2 separate regions of the Homo sapiens genome follow, and region 1 is linked to region 2. The links are chromatin contacts, found by Hi-C or POLR2A ChIA-PET in ENCODE. All regions are on one chromosome and are shown on one strand. Each heading gives the region's core, a stretch centred on a gene start or an enhancer-like site at or near the end of the contact. The rest is flanking DNA. Distances are from core to core; before and after follow the strand shown. Region 1 holds the start of LINC02391 (long intergenic non-protein coding RNA 2391). Region 2 holds the start of LINC02397 (long intergenic non-protein coding RNA 2397).

The links. Hi-C counts contacts between places; a loop is a spot of excess contacts on that map. ChIA-PET counts read pairs that join two places held with the same protein, here RNA polymerase II (POLR2A). Pooled maps may share reads with other maps.
Region 1: a loop to region 2 is called in a map of OCI-LY7, with 7 times the contacts of the local background. The contact joins the promoter of LINC02391 here to the promoter of LINC02397 in region 2. A Hi-C loop is called at or near these places in 5 of 168 maps with a recorded cell type or tissue (B cell, GM12878, OCI-LY7 and 1 more), 37 of 37 single-sample maps with no recorded cell type and 10 of 50 pooled maps. POLR2A ChIA-PET finds 5 or more read pairs at or near these places in 3 of 52 experiments (GM12878, OCI-LY7 and activated B cell).

What each region holds. Positions count from the first base shown.
Region 1 is chr12:92,361,343-92,366,403 of GRCh38, forward strand. It overlaps LINC02391 (long intergenic non-protein coding RNA 2391), which reads right to left and starts at 2,490. Exons shown (of 5, transcript XR_007063404.1): 1 at 2,249-2,490. All of the region lies in intron 1 of LOC105369902 (a long non-coding RNA gene), which reads left to right. RefSeq lists enhancers at 1,473-1,562, 2,043-2,092.
Region 2 is chr12:92,465,429-92,467,928 of GRCh38, forward strand. LINC02397 (long intergenic non-protein coding RNA 2397) reads left to right here and starts at 1,251. Exons shown (of 2, transcript NR_144532.1): 1 at 1,251-1,574. RefSeq lists a silencer at 885-1,179 and enhancers at 892-1,399, 1,156-1,305, 1,506-1,595, 2,376-2,435.

The DNA.
Region 1 (5,061 bases), core at 1,240-3,739, 100 kb before region 2:
CCCAAGAAACCACAGCAGTGTGGCTAAGTGGAAACTCAAACAAAACAGCATATCAGTTGACAAAAATTTACACATATACATTAGATTCATCGTTGCTGGATATTATAAACCATTCCTGCCATAGTTGTGAAGGACCTATTTGATCTATAGGTCTAAAATGAACCTGTTTGATATCAGAAGCATATGGCAGTAATTGACTTTCAACAATTGACTTTCCAAATTATCTATACCTAAATAATCCCAGAAAAATTATTCAATTTCAGTTATTTCAATTCAGTAGTTTGTTAGGTAGCTGAATTCTTTTTCAGTTTATGGTTGTGGTTTGTGGGTCCAGCCTACAAGAGCTTAACTAAATCTCTAAAACTCCAACATGATTATATGAGTGTATATATACACACATAAATATATGAATATATGTAATTTATATGCATATGCACACACATATATCTGAAACTTGAAATATACCATTTTTGTTCTCTCACTGTCGAATTATGAAGCACAGATCTAATGGTCAGGCTTTTCACCCAGACTACTATAGCCAGCTGTCTTTAGGAGAGTGTGGCTGAGTCCTTGTTATGCAGACAAGAAAAGGAATATTTGAAAGTGCAATGGCCCTGCAAGTGCTCAGATATTCATTGCACACCATGATGATTACATCTGAGAATCTGTTCCTCCTTTATTCTATTTTTTCTTAAGAAATGGTCTTCTCTTTAGGAATGAATATGTGGAAGCAAAATGACTAGTTTATAACAGGCAGTACTCAAAAATGTTGTGAGTACAATGCAGAAACCTAACAGTGAAATTGCAAACTGAGAAAAGGAATCAAACAAGGGCAGAAAACAAGCGTTAAGGCTCGAGAATAAATTACGCATAGGACAAATTGGTACTCATTTTGAGAAGGAGAGGAGAGGTGAATTTAAACAGTCAAGTAATAAAAAGTCATTGTTCGGTAGAGGCTGTCTAGTGTAATGTTTAACAGCATGGACTGTATCCCAAGAATTGAGTCTGAAACCTGAATCTCCCACATACGAGTTCTGTGACATTGAGCCAGATCTTAAAGTCTCTAAATTTCTCTTTTGTTTTGTTTTGTTTTGCATGTAGGGAGAGGAGTATATACTTCCTAAGGTTGTGAAAAGGATGGTTCATAATAAAAGTATGTAGCGTTATTGAGTACATACTATGTGTAGGAATGTTACATGAATAAATTTATGAACCTTCATATTAACCCAATCTGGCAAGTACCTGCACTATTATCACTATTCCTATTTAGTATTTAAGAAAACTCAGGTTTGACTGGATTAGGTGACTTGTCCAAAGGGATACAGTTCAGATTTTTTTTGTTTTTGTTTTTGTTTTATGTAGCATAGAGACTTTTTTCAACTTTTAGATTCAGTGGGTATACATGCAGGTTTGTTACCTGGGTATATTTCATGATTAAAGCTGAGGTTTGAACATGGCAGAGTGATTCTAAAGCCCGTGGTTAAAGGACTATGCTGTCATATTGGCATGTAAAGTGCTTATCATAGCTTAGCATAGAGTAAGGCTTCCACATGCAAATCAAAAGAGAAACATTAAACATTAGCTGAAGAGGAAAACCAAATCACCCACCAGGAGGAAATTGACCTGGCCCTTTCTCCCAAGTGTATCACATGATATGATGTGTGCAGGTGTCAGATGATGCTGAGATGGCCGACAGAGCTCAATTCAGAAACAAGTGATGAGCTCCTTAACAAATTCCCTCAGGAGAGAACTGCCTCCCCTCCCCTTTCAAACGAGGCTGACCTTGAAGTTGTGCCTAAATTGCTCACCACAATCTCAGGCTCAACTTGCTAACTCATCTATCCAAAACACATGCATCCCCGACTTCTCCCTATTTCATGGGGTATCAAAAATAGAGACTTGAACCTCATAAAGTTAGTACAGGCCGGGGTGTTCACCATCTTCATAGCTGATTTACAGTTGCTTTATTAAACTGCCTCTGATCTGGTCAGCAGGCTATGAATGTGAACACCTAGTTAGAGCTGACCTTGAATCCCATTGGAACAGTAGACTTCTTTATTACATTTGAAAACCTAAAAATGTTCAAGGGGAGGTGGAAGGGAGGAGAGGCAGGCAGAGGGTGCTAGGTGCTTTGTTCAACCACCATGGTTCCCTCTGTCGAGATGGAAGATGGCTGTTGCTTAAAGCTTCTGCCCATCTTTGTCCTCTGGAAATATTTGTATTATACAAATCAAAGAATGGAACGCACCTGCCTCCTCCTCATTCTTCTCCCCTCCCCGACACTGGAATGAATGCATACTCTTCACACAGGACCCACAGGAAACCTGTTACCCCAAGTAACTGTTGCATTCTCATGTGTTCAGTCACAGGAAGAATTTCAGTTTCTCTCTTCCCCACGATTGGAGATGAGGCTGAGGTCACGGGAGAGAAAGAGCCCTGTCTTGTCTCCCAACAAGAGGGGTCTGTGCAGCTGCTGGGCCCACAGCAGACAGAAGGCACGCGGCAGCTGAGGCTCTTTAGAAGGCTTCCCACCCACTTCCTGAGTCTGGCTTTGATTTCTTAAAGGGCAGATGCACTTATTCCAGAGTCGCTCCCTGATTCAGCTGTCGGGGGGAGGGTGGAATAAAAAGCTAAAGCAACCATTTCCTTTTCTGTAGCTCCTTTGCTTTGTCTCAGATCCTCTTTTCTGAGTTATCTGCTACTAAGTCTGTCTCTCCTTCCGCTCAGAGCAGCAGTGGCTGAGTTTTGTCGAGTGCTAGATAATCACTGATCTTAATTATAAACAGCCTCAGCTCAGAGGAATGGTTTTGATAGGAAAGTCAACACCAGGACGCAAGATGGGTAGGTAGCAAAATGGAACCCAAGCCAGTTTTCCAATAAAAAACAGACAAAATATATTTATAAGTAAGATTCAATTCATCCTCCACGCAGTAGCAGCCTGGAGGCTCCTTGTGAACTGACCTCTGTCTACTGTCCCCTTTAAACTTTTTTTTTTTTGATACGGAGTCTCACTCTGTCGCCCAGGCTGAAGTGCAGTGGTACAATCTCGCCTCCCTACAACCTCCACTTCCTGGGGTCAAGCAATTCTCCCGCCTCGGCCTCCCGAGTAGCTGGGATTACAAGCACGCATCACCACGCCTGGCTAATTTTTTTTGTATTTTTAGTGGAGACGGGGTTTCGCCATGTTAGCCAGGCTGGTCTCGAACTCCTGACCTCAAGTGATCCGCCTGCCTCGGCCCCCCAAAGTGCTGGGATTACAGGCTTGAGCCACCATGCCTGGCCACCCCTTTAAATTTTATGCTTCAGTAATAGTGTTGATTTTACCTCCAAAATACAGAGCTGTTTCATGCTTCTGTGCCTTTGTGGACTCTTCCCTCTGCCAGAAATGCCTTCTTACTGTGTCTTCCTGGAAATATCTTATTTGACTTTTAAAAACTGGTGCAGACATCACCGCTTCATCTCCCTCCAGTGTTTTTCATTTAATTGGTCTGGGATGTGGCCTGAGCCCTGGGAGTTTTAAGTGCTCCCCAGGTGATTCTAATCTGCACCAGAGTTTGCCAATCACTGCTTAAGGCCAGCAGTTTTCAGACTTGAGCAGGCATCAGAAACAGCTGGAGGGCTTGTTAAGGCACAGATTGCAGGGTCCACCCCCTGAGTGTAGAATTCAGTAGCTCTGGAGAATTTGTATTTCTTTCTTATTTTGTTTTCTCTTTTGTTTTGTTTTGTTTTGTTTTGTTTTACTTTTATGTTTTTGGATCTTGTTGCATACCAAGTTTTTTTTGTTGTTGTTTTTTGTTTTTTAAGGGATTTGCTGATGTTTTTACTATTAGTATTCACATTATTTCCTTTTTTAAAAAAATTTATTTAAAACAGACAAAAATTTTATCTATTTATGGTGTACAACAATGTTTTAATATAGGTACACATTGTGGAATGGCTACATCAAGCTAACTAATATACGCATTACCTTACATGCATGTCATTTTATTTTATTTATTTATTTATTTATTTATTTATTTTTTGCAGTGAGAATTTGCCTTTCTAACAAGTTCCCAGATAAGGCTGATTCTGCTGGTCCTGGGATCAGGTTTTGAGAATCAATGCTCTATTCAAACTCGCTAGCTTGCACAGGTTCCTTACATTGCACTTGTCACCCTGCATTGTCATCCACTTATTTGCATGCCTATTTCTGTCTTTTGAAGGTAAGGACTTTAGCTTTTTTATCACATTACAGAGCACTGCACCTGGTGTATAGTAGATGCTCAACACATGATCACTTAATGAGTAAATATTCAGGGTCTAGTTGTCACAGAGAAAGAAAGTCATGTACAAAATTTATGTCAACTTTTAAACATAAATTATTTAATCCAATAAATATCCCATGCCTCTAAATTTAAATCTAGAAAGGAGTTCTCTAAGCCTCTATGAATGACATCTTGGATTTTGGTGACAGGATTGTGTTGGCAAAGTACTCCTCAGTACACGAGGATAAAAAGGCCCTGTGCAAAAGCAGATTGGATTACATTTACAACAACAACACCTCTTTTTAAACTGACATTTAATGATTATCTCTATCAATAAAGGCCTTTTAAGAGCTCTCCATAAAATGTTGTGAAAAATGAGAACATTTAAAATACAGACAAACAATGGGCCCCATTCATACAGCTTCTTCACATTATTTCTCCTGTATCATGGATCTCAACCAGGCTCACTCACCCTTCTCCAGTGAAGTTGGCACATGTTAACCATATTGATCGTCTGATTACAAATGTAGACTGTGGCAGGGAGTATTTACAAAAGGAACCCATTTGTCCCTGTTACTTGTATGTAGATATCGGACTTAATACACACTCAACTACAAAGCAATAGAACCAGGTAGTAAAATGTTACTCCCAAGGAGATTAGACTCCTATACAGAAAAATGATTTCATTGTTTCATATAACCATATAAAGTAAGTCCAAAGAGATGTTTTTAAAAGTTTCCTAATCCTTACTAATTTCTTAAATACCTACTCCTCAAGAAGAATAAATTCTCTCTCTATTCATTGATCCATAGAATAT
Region 2 (2,500 bases), core at 1-2,500:
TTTTTTCTCTGTATTCCAGACTCCTGGCATTTAATCTATTGGGTGGGAATAAATGACGTAAATTGTACTCATATTTGCAAAAAGCCCAAAAAAGATGTTAAGGCTGTTAACAACAGACGTCTACGCTACAGTTGAAATGGGCTAGGTGAATTGAGACAGAATTCTATGAACATTTTATGAAGCTTTCCTTAAATTTCTAATTGAAAATTGCTACTGTTTGTGTTACTGTTGATTCATTTCATTTAAGTCTTGGTCTTGTAGATTCTATTGATACCCCATTCTTGGGGATGAAAAACAATGTTAAATGCGCACATTTGTTAGGAAAATGGGCTGGGTGGGAGACGGAAGGCTTTGGCCGCCATCCTAGGGCATTCCTGTGCATTGCGATGGTCAGCATTTCTGTATCTAAACATCGAAAAAGTACAATAAAAATACAGTATTATAATCTGGGACCACTATCATACACGCAGTCTTTCTTGACCAAAACATCCTTATGCCGTGCGTGGCTGTGCTGAGAAGGAGGAGCACTCGTCCTCTCCAAGCACATCCAATTTGCCTCAGTCCTCATGACTCCCGCCCTGTTACCAGAACTGAGCTCATTTGTTATTGAAGTTGCTTTTCTTATACCCAGCCCAGTTTTCCATTGATGCTTCCGCTTATTCTATGTAGGTATTTTCATTTATCACACAATATCCCTAGTCTAAGACTTCATTTGAGGAAAGAAAAAAAAAAAAACCTCTGCTGCTAAAAATAATTTGAAAACTCCTAGACAATAGGACCTTTCAAATCCCTTACAATTCTAACAACCAGTGAATTCATGCTTCACAGCCATTCAGATCTATACGTATGAAATACAAGACATATGTGTTCAACTTTCCTTCATCGCCTCCTTTAAACTTTCTTTTTTCTTTTTTGAGTCAGTCCCTGCAGGAACAGACCAAGTGAGCCCATTAAGAGAACAGTTCATTCCCACCTGCTACCTCGAGCCAGCCAACAATCTCAGCCTCACCACTCCATTCTTGATTATGTAGAACCATTCCAATCCTGAGTGACAGGATTTGCAAAGACAGCTGTTGGGCTCCACAAACATTTGGAGGAGGGGAAAATGTGAGGTTGGTTGCTACATTCTCCTACTTCTTTTTACTGAAAGGAACAGCTGCGATCTTCACATGTAAGATGAAGTAAACAAAAGCTGACAATGCCCAGCACCATTCAGCAGTAAGCATTCAAATGGATTTTTCCTCACCGCGTTTGCAGGCCCGGCACAGTCTCAGTTCCCCACAGCACAGAGAGGAAGCAAGGTCTTTGCATGCCCTGTTCACTTGGCCAAACATTGCCCTAGATGTGCAATTCAACCCATATAAAGCAAGCGTAATTCAAGAGCCCTGACTCTTTCACCATTTCATGATGGCTTATTACTCGCACACGGCATTGTCAGGTTCCAGCAACTCTGTGTGCAGCAGGCAGAAATGCAGTGTTTATCTCTGACAGGCAAACATTCTTAGGCTCATCGGCATGAGTATCCACGCTGAACTGGCTATCGGGGAAGTAGATCCCTGCATGGGAAAGTCAAGGTATGTTTAGAGGGACTCGATGATTCAACCCCATTGGCTGGTTCATTCCTTTTGTTTCCTCTGCCTTTTTATTTGCTTACACAGAAAACAGAGCATTCATTTATTTCTTTTCCCTCTCTCATCTCTATTAACCACTAGGGCCATCTGCCCATCTGAAACTGTCTTTGGCTGCATGGTTGTGAATCCAGGTGACAGTGAAAATGAAGAAGTGGTGATTGTCCCTGCATGTTTTCTCTGAAGGGTTAACTAAAAAAAAAAAAAAAAAAAGCCTTTGTGTCTGTTTCGAGTTCTCCAGTTGAAATACTGTACTCATTGAACTGCAAGAAATAAAACCTGCAAGTAGGCACTGTGCTAATGTAATAGAAATGTGTTAGACAGGGGCACTATTTCTTAAATATGCTTGAATTAAGCAAGTTCTTTTAAAAAGTGGGTGGGACTTTTGATGTTTTACATAGTTATATTTTCAATTTCTTGTGCTCAGTTTAAAACTCAAGATTCTTTGTTTCTGTGTGTGTCATTAGGGCAGGTGTTGGATGACAAGTAAATGCACTGAAAAATGAAAAAAAAAGATTTGTGCCCTAACCTCCATGAATTTGGTGACTTAATATATCCATACAGATCTGACTTTTAATCAAAGGTGCTCACAGGTGGGGTAAGGGATAAGGAGGAATTTGTCTACAGGATCCTTTTATCCTAAGTTGCCTTACAACATCCAATTGTGTTACCGTTTTTTTTTTTTTTTTTACAAACCCATTGCTAGGCTAAGAAGTATTGATTCCATCTAGTTAAACATGTCGAGTGAGAGGAAGTGATCAATGGATTACTTCTTCAAAACATTTATCCCCCCTAGTGGAATCCTCTGATTTTTATAACATTAAAGAGCCAGGTATAGGAGTTGGGAGAAGAATTTAAAATTTGAAATGTCT